Linked DNA regions of Homo sapiens: region 2 is linked to region 1. Evidence: chromatin loops called from intact Hi-C (ENCODE). Cell type or tissue: heart right ventricle. All regions are shown on one strand. Links, peaks and the distances in the headings refer to the core of each region. The heading gives the core; the rest is flanking DNA.

The links. Peaks named below come from ENCODE experiments on the same cell type or tissue, not always from the same donor. Only the 100,000 strongest peaks of a DNase experiment are listed, where the experiment ranks them.
Region 2: it touches region 1 in a loop (2.6-fold over the local background); 7 of 110 quality-filtered maps call a loop at or near these places.

The regions. Positions count from the first base shown.
Region 1 is chr4:15,244,242-15,254,697 of GRCh38, forward strand. All of the region lies in intron 2 of C1QTNF7-AS1 (C1QTNF7 antisense RNA 1), which reads right to left. Among named protein-coding and RNA genes, the nearest start is that of C1QTNF7-AS1, 180 kb to the right of the region's middle. RefSeq lists an enhancer at 9,174-9,363. In heart right ventricle, for the core only: no CTCF peak of the experiment used is centred there; a DNase peak (open chromatin) is centred at 5,883; H3K27ac peaks cover 2,117 bases.
Region 2 is chr4:15,380,308-15,390,763 of GRCh38, forward strand. The region is part of intron 1 of C1QTNF7-AS1 (C1QTNF7 antisense RNA 1); the gene reads right to left. It also overlaps a transcript of C1QTNF7 not described here. Among named protein-coding and RNA genes, the nearest start is that of C1QTNF7-AS1, 42 kb to the right of the region's middle. In heart right ventricle, for the core only: no CTCF peak of the experiment used is centred there; DNase peaks (open chromatin) are centred at 2,578 and 5,844; H3K27ac peaks cover 3,592 bases.

The DNA of each region.
Region 1 (10,456 bases), core at 1,027-9,026:
TACTGGGTAATTTATTTTAAAAAGAGGTTTATTAGCCTCACGTTTCTGCAGGCTGTACAAGAAGCATGGCTCCAGAACTTGGTTGGTTTCCAGTGAGAGCCTCCAGAACTTGCTTGGTTTCCAGTGACAGCCTCAGGAAGCTTTTACTTATAGCAGAAGGCAAGGGGAGCAGGTGTGTCACATGGCAAGAGAGGAAGCAAGAGAGAAGGGAGGGGGTGCCAGGCTTGTTTTTAACAATCAGTGAACTAATAGAGTAAGAACTCCCTCATTACTGTGAGAAAGTCACTAAGCTATTCATGAGTGTCTGCCCCATGACTCAAACACCTCCCGCAAAGGGCGCACCTCCAACACTGGGGATCAAATTTCAACATGAGATTTGGAAGGGACAAACATCCAAACTATATCAGCACATGTGGCCAGTCATGAGTTTTTGTTTTGGCATGTTGCCTCTCATCTGCCAGAATCCCTAGAATCTCATCTGCCAGAATCCCCAGGTAATCATCCTGTCCAAAAGCCTATTGGGTCCTTGCCACATTTCAGTCAATGTGTCTGGTCAAGGGATAAGGTCAAGGTTGGCAGGGAGTCATGTGCTGCCGATCCCTAGTCTGGTTCTTTGTTTAAAACTCCCACCAGCTCCTTTGGTTTCCCTTACCTCAACCACCACCATGTACCCAAATCTATGTGCCAAATAGGTTTTAAAGCCCCCTGATCATAAACCTTAAAAAGTAAGCCTTTCTATGCACATGTTGAACTGCTTCATGTTGAACTGCCCTCCCCACTTCATTTATCCCATCTGATTGCAGTCTGCTTCCCCCTCCTTGCTACTAGCCTGACCGGGTCATTCATCAGTTCTTGTGCTTCTTTCTCTTTAGAGATGTGGTGCTTCTTCTACTCTTCCAGGTTCAACTCTGACTCCCCTCCAACTGTCCTGGGTGAAACCCCCTCCCTTGCTGACTCATCCCCAAGGCCCTCCCACTCCAGGCCACCCTCACAGATGCTTATCTGCCTGGGCTGGTTCTTAAAATCCATAATCAACGGCCAGATAATTTAATCCTACAAAGTGATTGGCAAATGTGACAGTCCAGGTCCTCCCAGGGACAGGTAACAAGACAGGGTTAAACATGTAAGGACTGTATTGGAGAAATGCCTGTGTAAGAGAGAAAATGATGGGAGCTGGGAAGGTTAGGAGGTCATCAGAACATGATAAGAATCTGACTCAAGCGAAGGAGAGAGGGAGAGGAGGTTGGGGGTAGGGGAAACATCACAGACTGCCTGTCATGCAGTCAAAAGAGGGTTCAGCAAAGCCATCGCGGAGTCCTTGAGAAAAAGCTGCTCACCCAGAGGGATCCCTTAGTCTACTTAGTGTCTGCACCAGGCTCTTCCTTGCCAGGAGCTACCCATGGGAGACACAGCCTTGGTACAAACACCACAGTGGATTTCAAAGCCCAGCAGCTGACTCTGCTGTCTGTGGTGGGGGGTCTGGAGGCAATGCTCATGGCCACCATGGTAGGCCACTTCATGCCAGATGGAAAGGTTGTCATGGGGGAGTCTATTCATTTATTCAGCAAATCATGTATGGAGCATCTCTATGCCAGGTGCTGTGCTAAGATTAAAAATCAAGGCCAGTTTTCTATGCCAGGCTACAAAATAGATTTTTCTGGGGTAGCTGCTCACTGATACTCTCATCAACCTCCTGAAAAAAATGTGCATTACTCCAAGGCCACTAGGATTTGCCCTCTCTTTCTTTAACCTCTGTGAAAGACAATCCTGCTTAGGAGTACAGAACATGGGCTATTTGATAGAGTGATACAGCAAGGTGGCTTGCATTGGGATGCAGTGGTTTCAGAGCAATTCCATGTCACTCAGAGGATCCCTGGGAAGTGACTCAGGAACATCCTTTGGAATCAAGAGGAAGCCAGTTGGGTTGGACTCCAGATCTACCAACATCACATTAACCAGAATAATTGTCCATTTAATATTTCATATCCTACAATTACAAATAGAAACTATTTTTTTAAAAGAGCATAACACTTTTAGAATTTTAAAGTCCAATTTGCAATGGAGTCAGATGACTCCTTTCTATTTTCCTAGAACTTAGCACAGTGCCTTACATACATTGGCAGTTAGTAATGTTAATACATAAACAAATTAGTGAATGAATGAAGTTAACCCAGTGAATCTGTTCCCAGAATGGCTCTTTTAGACAGTTACTATGTTTCCATTTTGCTGATCACAACTTGATATTCTCAGAGTTTCTATTAACTGGTCATGACAAGAGATTACCCAGAGTGGATACTGAGCTTCAGATCCAGGACATCTGAGTCCAAACTTAGAGCCCTTTGTACTGCACTCCTCTGTAGAGACTGTGTGTTCTAGAGCCTTCTTCAAAATCCCCCACTATATCCATGCAGTGTCTAACTGCAGGCAATATAAGGTTCTAGCATTTCTATCTTTTCATCATTTCTCCCCATTGGCCATTAGCAACAGCTACTCTCCATTCCCAGATACCAGCAAGCTTAAAAATAATCTCCCCTCTGCCTATTTCCACATTCTTCAGAAGGTTTTTAAATGCTTAGAGGATATGTGCTCTCAGGTATAGGCCTGGAGCAAGGAAACTTCAACTCCCCCTTTGGTTCTCTTTTTATGAAGTTTTCTCTGTACTTAGGAACATGCACCATGCCATAACAGAATTAAAACCTTAGATCTCTGTTTATAAAGATACAAGAGATAACCTAGTGAACAAGATGTGTTTTTTGTTTTTTGTTTTGGTGTGGCTCTTGCAGAAAATAAATTCCTTTCTTGGCGCTTGCTGAAAGTTTGGACTGTGTGTTTGATGTGAAATTTATATGGAAGCAAAACCTTGGACAATTAAGCCAGCTTGGAATGTTGAAAATGACAATAATAAAAGCTATTCTCTCTGGGGTCTGGTTGCTGTGCTAGGCCTCCATAAACATTATCTCATTTAATCTTCCAACTGCCCTAATGAGAGCTACAATTAATATCCTTGCTTTACAAATGAGAGAACCCAGTTACAGCTTAGATGAGTAATTTGGCAAAGGAAATACAGCTAGTATTAAAGTAATGAATGAAGCATGTAATGTAGCTGACATGTAAATCTTAGTGTAGCACATTTGAAAACAAGTGCTATGTAAATACATAAATTATTTATTTATATGTCATAGAATTAGTATTAAGAGCAGGAATATTGATGTTAATGTATTTTTTTAATTTTTTGATTAATCAGATATAGGCTGTTAATAGCAATAAGGGTATTAGTCAATATGTCACATTCATTGGGTTACAAAATAGTTTTTAAAAGCCAACCTTGGAAATCTCATTAGAGTCCCCTGGTTTCCCAGTTTCTGAAAGTTTTCTATATTAGAGTGATCCAAATGCTGACATGATTAATGATTACATTTTCATAAGCCTCAGTTCCCACATTTGTTGTAGTTCTTCTACCAAATCCACAAGATTCTTTGACAGCTTTGCAAACATTCTTAAAAAATGTTTGTCCATAAACAGTAATAACAAAAACTCCACTCTCAAGATGCACTGATGGCAGAATGTCTAGTCTATAGAGCACAGTTCCTCATCAGCGCTCTGGTCCAGATTCCTCAAGGCAGTTGTTACTAACAATTGCTTCAGTTACTCTTAAAAGAACACACTGTATTCTTCCGAGTGTGCTAATATACATTTACACCAGAGTGGTGTTTCATTTAGATTTAGTTATAAAAATTGATTTATGTATTTGTGTCTTCTTGTATGCCCATGAAGAGGAACAAATCAAAACATCCCATTAAAGATTCCTCCACTCCAGGGTACAAGCAAGACTCCTATGGAAGACAACGCCCATTAATAATGAATTCATGTTTAAAAAATTTACAAAGCACGCAAAGATAGCAACTGTTAAAAGAAAGAGCCATTAAATTCAGTAAATAGGATAATTTATATCGAAACTACTCATGGTCATAGGGTAATCTGAAAAGAACATTAGTATAAGTAAAGCATGTTGGAAATATCCAAATGGATAAAGAAGAGAATAAGATAAAAACATTACTTTTTTTAATTAAAAAAAGCAAGTAGATTTGACAATGAACCAAACAAATCTAGAACTGAAGAATTATGGTATGTGAATTAAAAACCCATTAGACGATAGACTAGACAATTAAAAAGAAAATTTCAAAACTGTGGAATAAATATGGGAAAGTTATATCCAGTAGCACAAAAAGATATAAGGAGATGGAAAATAGAAATGTGAAGTTAAGAGATACAAAGGCGAGAAGGACAGGATGAACAGATATCTAACGGGAGTAACGGATGTTGAGAAGTGAGACATTAAGGAGAGCAACAGTGAGAGAAATATTGGGATATTTCCCAAAATTCAAAAAAAAGAATCTTCATATTTAAACAGAAAAGCATACTCCTAAGTAGGATGAATGTAAATAACTTGCAACTAATCATGTAATATTGAAATTACATAGTTGAGGATAAAAGGAAAATCCTGGAATCACGAGACAGGAAAGTTGAATGACCTTCAAGCATCATATGGAGAAACTGGCATCTCCTCAGAAACGACAGATAATAGAAAAGATCCAACCTTTTCCAAAGTGCTGAAGAGTAAGAAAAACTCCACCAATCTAGCTTTTATTCAGGAGTAGGAGTGGCATTGAGATACTCTCAGATCGAGACACTTGCTGAAAAACTTACAAAAGGATGCAACTCAGTGCATCAGTTAGCAGTACTTTTGCTACAATTTTGGAAAATCTAACCAACAGTAAATTACACAGGTAGGCTATTTTTCTTCTCTAACAAGAAGTCTATAAGTTGACTGAGCTGTTGATTCACTTATTCATCATTCACCCAACAAGTATTTATTGAGCACCCACTGTCTGTCTCCTGTGTACCTATCATGTATAGCTTATATTCTATCCTGATCATGCTTTTTACAATTGCAACTAACCCCTACCTTTACACTCCCATGCCCTTTACCTTGTTTTACCTTTTTTTTTTTTTACTGCATCTATTTTTTTCTGTATAATTATGTTGTTTATCATGTCTGTTGCTTAATGTCTGTCTCCATCTGCTAAGTTACAACCTTGGGGACAAGAATCTTGGTGCATAAATGAACTGCTAGGTAAATAAAAAAGAAACAAAAATGTTAAATCTGATATGATATTAGAACTAGACTTTCTGAGATTTTCTTGGTCTTATCCTTATGGCTGTCACCTCATGGTGACAAGATGGTGGTTTCAGGCCTATACATCAAAAGAAACAAAAATGTTAAATCTGATATGATATTAGAACTAGACTTTCTGAGATTTTCTTGGTCTTATCCTTATGGCTGTCACCTCATGGTGACAAGATGGTGGTTTCAGGCCTATACATCAGAACTTCATTCAAGGTAGAAAAAAAGGGAAGGGGACAGGGTAGATTCAGCAAATTTCAACTCATTTATCATTGACCAGAATTGTGTCAAATTATTTTTCTAGCTACTAGGAAGGCTGAGAAATCAATTATTTCACTCTGACAGTTTCTATCATGGAGGCAAGAAAATGGGATTGTATTTGGATTTGGAGCTTGGGTGAGTCGACATTTAATAAACCATATTCAATAAGCCATATTCAATAAGAAGAAGTTGGAAGATAAGAGGAAGAAGAGGACCATAAGAAACAAAAAATAACAGTAGAACTATCATATCTCTAAAAGAAAATAAAGTAAGAACTTTTTTGTTTTATATAATATCTGAAAGGTTATTGTTTATCCCTGTAACTCATTATCTGAAGAAAGGGATGATGAACAGGAGGAGGGAGTGCAGAGGAAGAACAAGACAGAAAAGCAGAATGCTGTCGATGATATCATGGCCTGGCCTGCCTCACACAACAGCTGGAAAAGTGGTTTCTTCTCAAACCTCTTTCCTCCCCCCAAAACTTGAATTTGTTCCCAATAGGCCCCTAATTAGCAATAGGCAAAGGAATCCCTCCTCCTAGTTCTAGATAAAACTGTTTTCCTTGTGTGTCAGGGGCATAGCCGTCTTGGGACAAAAAAGGAAATAACTGGCAGTTGGAATGGAAGACAGAAAGCCATCTGGCCAGATGTCTAGAGTTTACACTGTTCCCTTCAGGGGTGCTGAGAGACTGTGGAATGTGGTTTGGCATCACTCATGAGTGAAGAGGCTGCAGCCGTCATTTGGGTTTTACATTTAATGGCTCTTAGGAAATATATTTAAAAGTATATACACCTACTGACCACTCATACCTATGGGTACCCAGGAACTGGGCTGTATCAGTGCTTCTTCTATTTGTCAACATGGCATGGAGATGTTACTTTTTTTTTTTTTTTTTTTTTTTTTTGAGATGGAGTCTTACTATGTCGCCAGGCTGGAGTGCAGTGGCGCAATCTCGGCTCACTGAAACTGCAAATGCCTCCCGGGTTCAAGCTATTCTCCTGCCTCAGCCACTCGAGTAGCTGGCATTACAGGCACACGCCACCACACCCAGCTACTTTTTTTTTTTTTTTTTTTTTTTTTTTTGTATTTTTAGTAGAGACAGGGTTTCACCATGTTGGCCGGGATGGCCTCGATCTCCTGACCTTGCGATCCACCCGCCTTGACCTCCCAAAGTGATGGGATTACAGGTGTGAGCCACAGCGCCCTGCTGAGATGTTACTTTCTTAATAGGGCTTATTAAAAGTCTGCTTTTAAAAGAAAGAAGTTTGAAATGTGTCTTGCCAGGAGGAGAAGGTTGCTTGATGTTTGGTGACTCAATTTGGACACAGACTTAAACCCTTTCTCTGTGTCTGCCATGACACGCTCTCCCTGTCTGACGGCTCTGACAGTCTAATTCTAGCCTATACCAGGATGAATGGAAAAGGGGCTTGGAAGGGAGAAAAGGTCTGCACCCTATTTAAGATGGCTTAGTTTGAAAGCAAGTCACTACAAAACTTAGATGAAAATGCACTGACAATAGAAAGAATCCCACATCAAAGCCAAACAGTGATAGAGTATTAGTCCATTTTCACACTGCTGTAAAGAAATACAGAGTTCCCACTGTAGGATGACTTCTGTCATTTAGATAAAGGGAATCTAGTGCCCTAGACCACAAAGCATCTCCCTATTTAATGACTTAGTGAGGAAAAATAAGGCCAATTAGGAAATTACCTAGAACTAAGTCTTCAAAAGAAAAGACACTAAAACTGCCACTCCTGACAGATTGGCATGGCTCTGATGGCTTAGTGGATGGCTTACCCAGAGACTGGGAAATCTATTAACAAAAGAAGTTTAATGGACTCACAGTTCCTCATGGCTGGGGAAGCCTTAGGAAACTTACAATCATGGCAGAAGGTGAAGGGGAAGAAAGCCTGAACCTTCTCACATGGCGGCAAGAAAGAGAGGAAGGAGCAAAGTGGAAAGAGCACCTTATAAAATCATCAGGTCTCCTGAGAACTCACTCACTATCATGAGAATAACATGGAGGATATCGCCCCCGTGATCCAATCCCCTCCCACCAGGTCTCTCCCTAGACACGTGGGGATTATGGAGATTACAATTCAAAATGAGATTTGGGTGTAGATACAGCCAAACCATATCAGAGAGCATGGAGACAGAGATGGGCTCTGGTTGCTGCTGGGCAGAGCCATGCCAATCTGACAGTAGTGGCAGTTTTGGTGTCTTTTCCTTTGAAAACTTGGTTCTAGGTAATTTCCTAATTGGCCCTATTTTTCCTCACTAAGTCATTAAGTAGGGAGATGCTTTGTGGTCTAGGGCACTAGATTCTCTTTATCTAAACGACAGAAGTCATCCTACGGTGGGAACTCTGGGTTGCCTGTTATTCCATCCAGAATCCCCTCTTTCTGAAAGTTGTTTTTGGCAGCCGGGGTCTATCTCTGCCCTCCTGAGCATTCTATTAAGTTTGCTGCTGTTTTTCTATTAAACCTAAAGAATAGTCATTCTGTCTCCACACAGTCCCCTTCAAAGAAGAAAAAGATGAGATATTACAGCAGCAGATATTACAGATATTACATGCAATGGTAAAAGGGGCAAGCCCTTGAAACAAGTGAGATCTAATTTTAAAATCTCATTTCTGAATGTTTCTTCATTGGCAAAATAAGGATAAGACTCATAGTGCAGTGTTATTATGAAGACTAAAGATACTGTATGTAATATTCTCAGCACAGTGCCCTGTATACAACAGAGGCTTAAAAAATTGCTCCTACATATTCTTATGCTTATTTTACTGGGCTATACTGTTTCTCAATAGATTTTCTCTCTCTCTCTCTCTCTCACACACACACACACACCCACATACACATACATGTGTGCACACACACACACACTACTGCTGAATTTCCAGGTCATATTTGGCAGACTAGTTAAGGAAGCACTGTGTACATGTTAGCTACCTTGGACCTTGAGTTGCTGCCAGGTTTTATGCTACAGAAAATGTAGTGTGGCTGGAAATGTAGCTCTACTGAAAACTGACCAACCCTGTGTAATATATCCATTTGTTTCGTCATAAAGGAAAGAGTAATGGACTAAAAGTCTGAGTTCACAGCCTTGCTTCTGCCAACACTGTGTATTATCTTCATATCTAGAACATACATTGCAGTGGGTATCAACCAAGGACTTCACATATAGCACCTCATATAAAGATCCATAAAGGGGAATAGTGTCTTGTCCTCTTTCCCAAAGAGGGAAGACAGATTTCACTAATGGCTGGTGTTGAGAGGAAGAATTTAGTAGTAGCTTCTTGCCCTCAGCAATAGCTTCTTGCAATAGCTCTTATAAGTGGACACAGATCTCCCTGATCCTCAATTGGGTAAGTTTACAAGGAAACCCTTTGCCACTTCCTGGGAGGCAAGTTGTTCTTAGGCTTTACCTGGGACTAGCAAAGAAATTGAATTCAGTGAGACTATTTTAGGGGCCCAGGTGGTTAAAGTTTCACACCATGTTTCTTCAATTCAGCCTTAAGAATAATAAAGCTGAAGTTTTGATCTCCATCTGTGTGATGCTTTTAGCTATCTTTCAAGGGGTTCCAGACATATTTGGGATGACAAGTGCATGATTTAATGGCCCCCTTAAGCCAGAACAACTAATATTTCCATTCCCATTTTAATATATGAAGAATCTGAAGGTCAGCGAAGTTGAGTAACTTGCCCAGGGCTACAGAGATATGGGTCACAAAGGTGGAATTGAACCCAAGCTCTTTTAGCTTCCAAGACTGTGGCCTATCCTCTATGCTAGACCGCCACCTTAAAAAGCAAATGTCCCTTCCTTGAGTTATTTGAATTACAATTTTTCTTTTCACAGCGCAGTTTGGGAAACTCCCCTCTACTGCTTTCAGTTTTCATATCAGCAAAATCAAGAGGTTGAACTAAAAGACCAAGAAAGCTCTCCCAGATGAAAAAGCTTGTGATTCTATGATTTATTTATTTTTTAGTTCGTATTAATTCTCCTTCCATGTTTTCAGTGCTGTGAGTTCCTGAGTTTTAAACTCCAGAAAGCAGATAAAATCATTTCCTAAAATGAAGTGTTACACATTTCATTCAAAGGAAGTGTATAATCTTGTAAAATGTATAGATTAATAAATTAAAAATTAATAAAAACAGCTGATTTTGTTACAGTGGCCATTGAGAATGTACAGGCAAATACTTCTGACTACAGCAACTATCTCCACAGAGGCGGAGTCATCTCAGCGCAAATCAGGAGCATCCTGGAACCCAACTAGAAAATCACTGGAGTATCAGGAATAACATAAGCTTTGGAGTCACAAGGCCTGAATTTGAGTCTCAGCCACCCTATCTATGAGCTGTGTGCACTGAGAAAGCCATTTAACATACTGCGCCTCAGATAATCATGTGTAAGTATTAGTATTCTTACTGTCTTCATGGTAGCTATGATGTAAACTGTTTTGGAAAGCATCAAACACTATACAAAGTCATTAGTATTAATAAAGGTGGCATTCTTCTCTCATTCATAAGACCATAGCTTCCTATGAAATCTAGGTGAAAATTACTGGGGAGTGCCACATTAGAGATGGTATCTTAGTAATTCAGAGAAACTTTGTGGAGGTTCAATGATTCAGATCCAATAGGGTTAAAGGCAAGTGGTGTTGGAAAGGCTGATTGCGAGGCTGAGATGAGAGTCTCCCTCAGGCATTGAGCTGTCAGCAGGACAGGAATAGATATTCCAAGCCCATAGCACCTCAACAGCTCTCTAAAACGCTAACATCATGCATGCAGTTGAGTAACACATGTGTTTTCAATGTCATGCAACTTTGTGCTGTAATTTAAAAATTTTGTGTGACAAAGAGCTGGATTTAAAAATGGAATATTAAAATATTAGTCACTTCTCTTTCTTCTACTGCTGTTAGCAGATTGGACATAGTTTTTCTTATAAACTTTTTTTTTTTTTTTTTTGGAAACAGTCTCACTCTGTCACCCAGGCTGGAGTGCAATGGCG
Region 2 (10,456 bases), core at 1,751-9,750, 140 kb after region 1:
CCAGAGGAAGGTCTAAGAATGCTGTAGCTATCCAAGGATGCCACTAGGAAACCAGTGTCCTTCTCTATTCCTTCTCACTAATGCTAGCATGGGCTTTTATTTTTATGGTGGCAATATAGCTGCTGCACCTCCAGGTATCGAGTTCATATTCTATGGAGGAAAACAAAAGCCTTTTCCTTGTCAAACTTTGCCTTTTAATTTCAGAAGGGAAGCCTTCCTCCAAGACTTTCCATGTGCATTTTATTGGTGAAACTGTGTAAGTAATAGGGTTACCCCTAGCTGCAAGGGAATCTGGAAGTCTGCGTATTCTGCTTTCCAGTCTTTCATTTAAAAAAGGTATGGGGAGGCCAGGCACAGTGGCTCACATCTGTAATCCCAGCACTTTGGGAGGCCAAGACAAGTGGATCACTTGAGGCCAGGCGTTTGAGACAAGCCTGGCCAATGTGGTGAAACCCCATTTCTACTGAAAATATGAAAATTAGCCAGGCATGGTGGCAGACACCTCTAATCCCAGCTACTGGGGAGGCTGAGGCAGGAGAATCGCTTGAACCTGGTGGGTGGAGGTTGCAATGAGCCAAGATCACACCACTACACTCCAGCCTGGGCAACAGAGTGAGACTCTGTCTCAAGAAAAAGAAAGAAAAAGAAAAAAAGGTAGAGGGAGAAGTGAATTGGGTTGGGTCTTGAGTGACTCAACAAACCATACTTGTCAAAATATGCCATAAATTCCTATTTCTGAAAACAATAAATATAGAATTTAATATATAAATTGGACTATATTACATAAACATTTACTAGCTGTATCTCTTTTAATATTTAAAAATTATTGGCCAGGCACGGTGGCTCACACCTGTAATGCCAGCACTTTGGGAGGCTGAGGGAGGTGGATCACGAGGTCAGAAGATCAAGACAATCCTGGCTAACACAGTGAAACCCTGTCTCTACCAAAAATACAAAAAATTAGCCAGGCATGGTGGTGGGTGCCTGTAGTCCCAGCTACTCGGGAGGCTGAGGCAGGAGAATGTCGTGAACCTGGGAGGCAGAGCTTGCTGTGAGCAGAGCAGAGATGGCGCCACTGCACTCAAGCCTGGGCAACAGTGTGAGACTCCATCTCAAAAAAAAAAAAAAATTGTGAACATGGAAATATTTTCTTAAAAAGTGAAAAGGGGAAGATAGGAACAAAATTCTTCCTGAAGTAGATAAAATGGGAAAAACATGAGTTTGGGTGCACATATCAAAGTCTGAATTCCAGCTGTGCACTTAATTAGGTATGGGACGTCTCTGGACTACAGGTTCTTCATATTTAAAATAAGAGCAATAGTAGCTACCCATAGAATTTCTTTATAAATAAATAAGATATATAAATTGTTTATATGCCGTATAAAGAGGCTAGCATGAACTAGACATTCAGGAAATGGTAATTCTCTTCTCCCTTGCTTTGCACCTTTTATTCAGCAAGTGCATAATGGAACGCAACTTCATGGAACCCAACTCAGACAGGATTGACAGTTGAAGAACCAACTCTTTAATTGTGAGAAATTAAAACAAATCTACTGAATGGTGTGTAGCCTTTCTCTATCAGTGCATGCCAAGATTCTTTCATTTGGGGCTTCATCACATTATCTTAGCAAACCAGACAAAAATGTCTAAGCAATTTCATTTTCCAAGCTGCATCGTATGTTTCAAAGTGCCATCTGTTTGTAACTTGTTACAAAATAGAGTCAACAGAGCCATTTGGTGACATTTTAAAAAGTGACTTCAGTGTTTGTTTCCAAGGGATATAATTCCCAGAATTTGTGCAATTTGTTCTGTGTCGCTGTGATGTGAAATAAAGCCTTCACAGAGGCTCTCAGCTGTTTCAATACATTATCCTCATCTTAACCCGTGAAGCCAGGTTTCAAATGTGGTTTTCTTTCCATTTTAATTATCTCCCCATGTCACTGTGACCTTTCCAGTCAAAGATTTAAAGCTTGTCACCTCATAGTCACCATTGCAAAATTAAAAAGAGGAAAATCACAAACAAAAAAAAGAGCCTACAGATTTGCATAGCCAAAATCTATTCATTAGCCAAAAACTCATTTCTGCAAGATGATAAAGCAAAAAAAAAAAAATTCTAGAACACAATTCAAAGCCGTGGGTTCTTGTTCACGAATGAATGCTGCAACCTTCAGCAAACTACCATTTAACCTTATTCTCTCTCTTTCCTTACCTGGAAAAAAGAATTAACATACCTGTCCCACCCATCTCACCTGGTCAATATGTAGATTGTTGAGATAATGCATTAGAAGCCCCATTCAAAACAATGCATGATATACTCAGGCCTATTTTGGTATTTCCTATCTATTGTAGTACAGTTTGCATCATATTGTTACACATGATGAATCCCATACCCTTCTCAAACTCCCATCTGATTTGTCTCCTTATTTTTACAGCCAGACTTTCTTAAAAAAAGCCACTGCTCTTGCTTCACTGTTTCCCTTCCATACTGTTAATCTAACCTTAGTTGATTCTTCCTGGATCCTACTTGATTCCAGCTGTTCGGACTAAGTATCCAGCTCTCGGCAGGCTCACCACATTTCCTGGCCCAAGTGCCGCCAAAGTCATTACATGTTCATTGAACAAATACTTATTAGTGCTTACCAAATCGGAGGTGATCAAAACAGACAAAAATCCCTGCCCTCTTACAGAAAACATTTTATTTCTCCAGACTTAGGAGCCTAAGCATGCTGATAAGGACACTCAAATGTCAACAATCCAACGTCATGCCCTCTCCTCTCACTGAGCAACTTCACCTAAGCCTTTCTTGATGTCTCTGTGCTGTACCCACATGTACTCAGGAACTCCAAGGCAGCAGACACTATGCAAACCATGGACCCTAATGTTGTCCTTCTTGGCAATGGTAATATTTGTGTGACAAATGCAATCTCTTATCTTCCCCCAATCCCCCCAAATGATAATTTTCATGCAGCCAGAGTGTTGCTAGGTTCAGGGCAGAGGGAGGTAGAGAGAAAGCCACTTCCCTATGTTGATTCACATGGCCCCCAAAATGGTTACGCTAATACCAACAGACTTAAGCCTTTCCTAGAAATGCCCTCCTGAAAAATTTTCCTGGAAGCATTCCTTTCAGTATCTGATACAACTCTCTCCATAAAGGCTCAAAACCAGTCACTAGGCAGAAAACAAAAACAATTTATATCCTCCATTGTCCGGTACTTGTGCATACTCATCCCACACACCTTTCACTTGCAATGGCCAATCTCCAACTCCTAGCTGGCCTTAGCCAGAACACTGTAGAAACCAATGAAATTTAGGAAATTTACCTAAGGCTTTGTACCTTCAAATTGTTATTGTTCAGAAATAGTCATTCCCACCTACTCCCAACCACAGAATACTAGGCACAGTTGAATGCTTTCAGGTAGCAACGTCTGTAGTATCTTTGGAAAGGGCTGATTTGCTTTCTTCACCCCTTGCTAGTCTTGAAACATGCCTTTAACCTGCCAGGTCCACCTTCCTTGGAAGGACAGAGATGCATGGTGTTAGAGGTGGCTATGGGAGCCAAGTCAAGGTTATTTCAGAATGGACAAAAATTGAACATTTGTGTAGGTTAAAAGCAACCAGCCAGTGGTAGAAATGGAGGCTATCAGAGAATGAGAGAAGGTAGTTAGACCAGGTAATCTTGGAGAGGAAAGAGATGGATCAAAACAACCACCCAGGTGGAGGACTTGGTCTTGAACAAGCATGGATCCTGACTCACAGCTGTGTCCACTGAGGCAGGTGAGAAGCAAGTGAAGATGGGTAGGAATTTGAATAAATTGGGGATAGTAGGGAAATTGAGATGACTATGATAATGTTTTTCTCTAGGAGGTTGAACCTGGGATCATTGCTTAAGATAAAGACAGTGAGCTGATTAAATGAGTGCTGAGAGCTCCCAGGCCAGTGCTTGTCATAGAGTAAGCACTAGAAAGGAAGTATATATTCACTTCTGTCCTCCTTGACAGATTGAAATGATAGCAATTGTTTATTTACAAAGGATCTCATCTAAAAACAGCCCATGACACCATGCATATATTTTGCCTTTCAAGTGAAACACAAATACAGCTTTTTTTTTTATTTTAAACCCTAAACTATAATGACTTCTCTAAGCTCATCTCAGCTTTGAAAATAACTTGGCCCAGGTATATACTATTTGAGAAGACCTCTGACCACACATATTCTCTTTCTATGACCCCTGAGTCTAGAGAATGTTCTGGAGCCTCACCAGCAAAGAGGTGTGTGCAGGAAGAAAACTGAATTCCGGAGCTTTTCTGTTCAGTGTTATAGAAATGGTTCAAGACATGACAAATGAAAGGGAGTTAATCTAAACCATAGACCATTTTTATACTTGGCCTGTGAAACTTTTTGTAAGCATAAACTTTACTGGGCCAGATCAGGCTCTTATCTCCAAATGTTTCCGATTTTGACTGTCTTCCTTTAATTATTTGAAATCATAAGGGTTGGTTTGGGGAGGCAGCTGGCAGGCAGACCAGAGCAAGTAGTGGCCTCCGGGGAGTGGGGTTGCAGGATTCTCTTCCACCTTGCCCTATCAGCCCTCACCAGCACCATAGCAGGGAGAAGCAAGAGCAGGATTGGACAGACCCAGGATCAGCCAGTGTTTCAGGGCTCCCAAGAAGGGCATTCTCTTGTGAGAACAAGGGTTAGGAGCTTGCGATTTCTTGAACACTGGTTCTCTCCTTCTCTTTCTCTCTTTTTCTGTCTGTCTTCCCAAGCTCTTGTAAATAAGTACTGGTCTCTTTGACTTGTTTTTTAGGAATTCTAGTTACCCGCAAGACCAGCACAGTAACAGAGAGGCAGAACTAAGCGCTCACCAAGTACCTGGCACTATTGTGGGTGCTTGGGACAGAGCTGTGATCAAAACAGACAAAGTCCCTCCCTTTAGCCCCTTAGAGTCCACTTGAGGGGTGACAGACAAAGAAAACACAAAGACGTACATGTCAGAAGGACCACAGAAAAGGAAGTGACATAGAGACAGAAAAGTGTAGACAGGTGGGTCAGATAAGGCTGGGAGCCATGGGAAGCCAATGTTGGAGCAGAGATATAAGCCACATCAGCCTCTGGGAGAACAGCATTCTCAGCTGAGGAGTGACAAGGAGGACAGAAGGCAGGATGGACTGTGCTTGGTTTGTTTCAGGAACAACAAAGATGCCAGGGTGGCTGGAAAGGATCCCATGAGGCAGAGACTTGAGGTCAGAAGGCAGTGGGAGGGGGATCATCTAAGGTCTTGAAAACACTTTGAGATCTATCCTGGGAGAGGTGGGAAGCTACTGCAGGGTTTTCAACAGAAGAGTGACTGACAGATCTGAAAGTCCACTCCGATCTGAAAGTCCACTCCGATTGCTATTTGGAAAATGCACTGTCAGCAGGCAAGGCAAGGTGGATTATACTATCCCCACTCCAGTTCTCAGTACCCTGGCTGGGCAATTTCAACAAGAGCGGGCTCGCTTGGTGAAGAATTCACAGGTAAAAATAAAATAGACACACACCGAAAGTTTAACAACCACCTTCATTACGGCTTATATATTACATTAGATTACTCTGTTTGAAGACAGACAAATCACATCATAACACGATAATAAAATGAAATTAATTTCACTAAGGACAGTTCTATTTGTAGCATTTTGTTTCGCCAGCCAGAAAAACTCAAATACCAGACTGTTATGCTCAAAAACCAGACCTGGAAGCCAAAACCAAAAGCTGTCTATTCTCCTTCCTTTTCCTTGGACCTGCCTCTCCTGGCAGAGTGCTGTCCCTCAGAGAGCAGGGAGGATGTCCGCATCCCAGCCCGGCTCCACAGGGTTCTGGGCTCCTACTCAGGAGTTTGTGGCCAAAGCTCCAGATGGCACACACTGTTCCTTTCCCTGGCCTTGTCTCTCATGCATGGAGCTTTTGAGGGGACCATGGAGGAGGCTAGTACAGAAACTAGCTCATTGAAGTCTTAGATACAAGAGGTCATGGGTCCCAACCAAATATTATTTGTCAACATTTATGGCTTTTATTTCATTTTTTCATCCAACAAATGCAGGTCCCTAATAGGCACCAGACACTGTTCTGGTTGCTCAGCACTCAGCAACGAAAAGTGCAGACAAAAATACCTGCCCTCGTGGAGCTTATATTTTATGGGGAAGACAGATGATAAAAAAAGAAATACATAAAACACGTGTACCTTAGATGACCATACAAGTCATGGAGAAAACAAAGAAAAGGGGGTGTGGAATGGTTTGGTCTGCAATTTTAAAGAGAGTGGTCAAAAGAGGCTTCATGGGCAAAGTGAAATTTGAGTATAAATCTGGAAGAGGTGGAAGAGCAAGACGATGCTATAGATGGGTATAGGTGGAGTCATAGCCACACACATCTGAGGGAAAGGCTTTCTAGGCAGGAAGAACAGTGTGTGAAAATGTCCCATGGCAGGAGCATGCACAGCAGGCTTGAGGAGTGGCACAGAGATAGGGTGGCCAGAGTTGAAGAAGTAGAATATGATGTAGACTGGTTGGGAGAGGCAGGCCACGGAAGGCCTCCTGGCTCACTCTAAGCCTTTAGCTTTTATTCAGAGTAAGAAGGGAAGCCATTAGAGAGTCCTACCAGGAGGGCTCTGTCTGCTGAGTGGCTTCTACAAGGGCAGGAGCAGGAAAACCAGATAGCGACTGTTTCAATCATTCAGGCAGAAGACAGCGTTGAAAGGAAGGAAGGTGGCAGCAGTAGGTATGGGGAGAAATGCTGAGACACTTGAGGTGATGTTTATGGGAAACCAAAGGATTTGTTAATGTACAATTTGCAGGAAAAGGAGAATCAAAGGGGACTCCAAGTTATTTGGCCTGAGCATCCGAAAGAATTTGCTACCAATTATTGAGACGAGGAAGTGTGTGGGGGACAGGTTGAGAGAGAGCAAGAGAAGGTGCTGGATGAGCTGGGTTCATGAAGCCAATCAGACATGCATGTGGAGGTGTCTAGCAGGTAGCTGAATGTGAGTGTGGCATTCAGGAGGGAGGTCTGGGCTAGAAATAGACATTACAAGCCATGTGGCTAGACAAGATCACCAAGGGAGAGTGCAGGTGGAGAAGTAAAGGTATTCCAAGATTGAACCTAGGCTTCCAATATTTGCCAGATTCAGAAGAGAAAGAGGATCTGGAAAAAAGGGCAATGAGGAGTCTGAGGGGCAAGAGGAAAACCAAGAGACAGTGGTTTCTGAAGGACAAGAGAAGAAAGAGGGAGAAGCAAGGGGGATTCCAGTGACTAGTGGGACAGAAGCCTGATGGGGTGGCTTTCAGAAAGAATGAGAGGAATGCAATTGTAGAGAGTGAATAGAAATCCTTTATTCAAGGACTTTGAGATGAAAGGGAACAGTGAAATAAGGTAGTGTCTGAAAAGAGAAGTGGTAGTATATACAGTAATATCTATGCTATAAACAGTAATATATATCACTGCATATATTTAATTTACATATCTAATTTTACATACACGACTAGATTACTATATCTGTATATATTACATATATATAGATATACAGATATATACATTATCCTTCAAAGAGAAGGAAATGTATGCAGGACAGAGAGGAGAACTGCTCTAGTGATGTCATGAAGTAAGGGAGAAGAGGAGAGAAGATGGTATCCAGGGCACAGGTGCAAGGTTGACCTTGGACGGAGGCACTAACCATTCATTCTTACTGAAGAGGAAAGGCCAAACACACCAGCATTATGCAATGTAAAAGGCATATCTATGCAGTGGTGGGAGATTGTATATCTTCTGATTACTTCTCTTTTCTCAATAAAATGGGAAATAAAGCCATTCATTGAAAGTAACCAGGAGAGAAGAGGTGCCAGAGGTTTAAAGATAGAGAAGAAGATATGAAATGGTTATAAAGGAGAGTTGGATGTAAAGAAATATGAGAATGTAGTATCATTGATATGCAACATTAATTAAGGACTATTTTGAGGTGAACCATCATATGTTGAGATGGAGAGCAGTCGACATGCTTGTGTGTTTTCCTCCCGTCCATCCAGCCAGAATGGTGGATTAGCCAAATAAGTTACAACATAAAGAGGGGCCAAGGAGTCAAGTATGTGTTCAGAGAGCAATTAGACTCTAAGCAGAGTAAGGACAGAGGTGAACATGAATAAGGTACAAATTAAAGGTACAGTGTGCAAGTGAAGTCAAGGAGTCATGGGATTTGGGATACACATGAACAGAAAGGATAGAAATGGTGGCAGGACAGTGGGGAGCTTGAATTTGAATTTGTGAAGGTGCTGTAGTTATTGGTAATGACAAGGTCAATGATATGATCATGTAGGTAAGAGGCTGTGGTGGAGAGGAAGACAAGACCGTTGGAAGAAAAAAGGTTCAGGAACTGTGAGACCAGGATATGTGATGAGTCTTCCAAGTAGACACTGAAATCACTGAGAGTTATGACAGTAATGTTGGAGAAAGTGACAGGGGATCAGGAGCTGAAATCTCCAAGAAATGAGGAAGGTGGTATAATTAGTAGATGGCATCATCCAGGAGGACTAGTGAGTGGTGTAGACAGAGGACATGAGATTCACCTCTGGAGGATGGATGGTCTGGAAAGAGCAAGGAGGAGCAGGGAGGTCACCCATATCACCTCCAGGCTCAGTGAAATGAGGAATGAAGGGTTGAAAACAGCCTCCACCTGGTGGGGTGCAGGAGAGGAGGTGTCCTCAGGGGAGAGCAAAGCTTCAGTCAGGACAAGAAGGTAAAGGACATTCAGAGGGATGGTGAGGATACAGGGGACTTTGCTGATGAGCGGCCTTGAGTTTTAAGGGGCAGTAGGGATGGCCTTCTGAAATCAGGAAGGGGTTGGAGATAAGCCAGGAAGTAGCCATAGGAGATGAAAGTCCACAGGATGAACAGTGACCAGGGGAGTTTTGAAGAGCATGAACTGGGGAGAAGGGTGTGATGAGAGCCCCCAGTGGCCTAAAGGCAGGGCATGCTGGTGAGGCTGTAAGTGGGAGGCAGGAGTGAGTTGGGGTCTACACAAACCATGACAGGTCTGTGGCTTCTCTTCACTCCTGTGCATGATGATTGGAGGTAGGAAAATGAGGAGTCTTTTTATTTTTTTAGATGGAATTTTGCTCTTGTTGCCCAAGCTGGAGTACAACGGTGCCATCACGTCTCACTTCAACCTCCGTCTCCCAGGTTCAAGCGATTCTCCTGCCTCAGCTTCCCAAGTAGCTGGGATTACAGGTGCACACCACCACACCCGGCTAATTTTGTATTTTTAGTAGAGACAGGGTTTCACCATGTTGGTCAGGCTGGTCTCAAACTCCTGACCTCACGTGATCCACCTACCTCGGCCTCCCAAAGTGCTCGGATTACAGGTGTGAGCCACCTCACCCAGCCCAAAATGAGAAGTCTTGTGTGGAGCACCCAGAAATCTCTAGGGTGCCTTCCTTGATCCCCTAGAGATTTTCATAAACTGTCTTGAGAGGCACAGGTGCATTGGTAACACTGGATTATAAAATGTGAGTAGGTCAGGGGGCAGGAAATGAGGCTCACACCGTCAGCAGGGCAGGTTATGGAGAACTGTGCATCGTGTTAAAGACTTCTTCATTAATCCCACAAATCAGGGTTATTAGTCTGTGATGTGAGAGAGGTCCTTTGATATTATGAAGATTATGGACTCTCTTCTACTCCCACATAATCCTACACAACCATTATGCCTATAATTTCAGGGAAGGGAGGAATTTGTCCGCTGTATACAAGACTATTCAACCAGAGAAACAGATGAGTAGGAAATATATATTAAGAGGCATATTGCAGGGATTCGGATTATGCAGATGTAGGGGCTGGCTACAAGTCTAAAATCTGTAGGGGAGTCCTCCAGGAAGGGTAGGCTGGAACACTAAGGAAGGAGCTGATGCTTCGGTCCACAGGAAAGCCACAGCTCTGCTCTTCAATCCTTTCGACTGATTGAATTGAGGCACCTAAATTATCTAGGAAAACTTTACTTACCATCAACAGATTATTGAATTTAACCACATCTACAAAATGTCTTTACAGCAAAACCCAGAGTGTTTGATGAATAACTAGGGACTGAAGCCTAGCCAAGTTAATGCAAAAAACTGACCATGAAATCAGTGTATTTCCTAAAACCTACAGATCTATGGCTGGGAGTTCCTTTTGTGAGCAGAGGAGGAGCCCATGAAACATTAAGGAAGAAAAGCGAGATGGTCCACCTTGCATTTCAGAAAGATCAGATCTTCAAGATTAGGTGGTAAGAAATCTTAGTAAAGAATCTGAACAAACAATACTAAAAATAAAATACAACTTTCTCCAGTGCAAATCCATGTGAATTACAGCTGGTCTCAGTGGAAAATAAAGCAAGCTGGGAAGAACCCCAAAGAAAATTTATTCCAGACTTCCCTGAACACTCAGGAAAGGAATT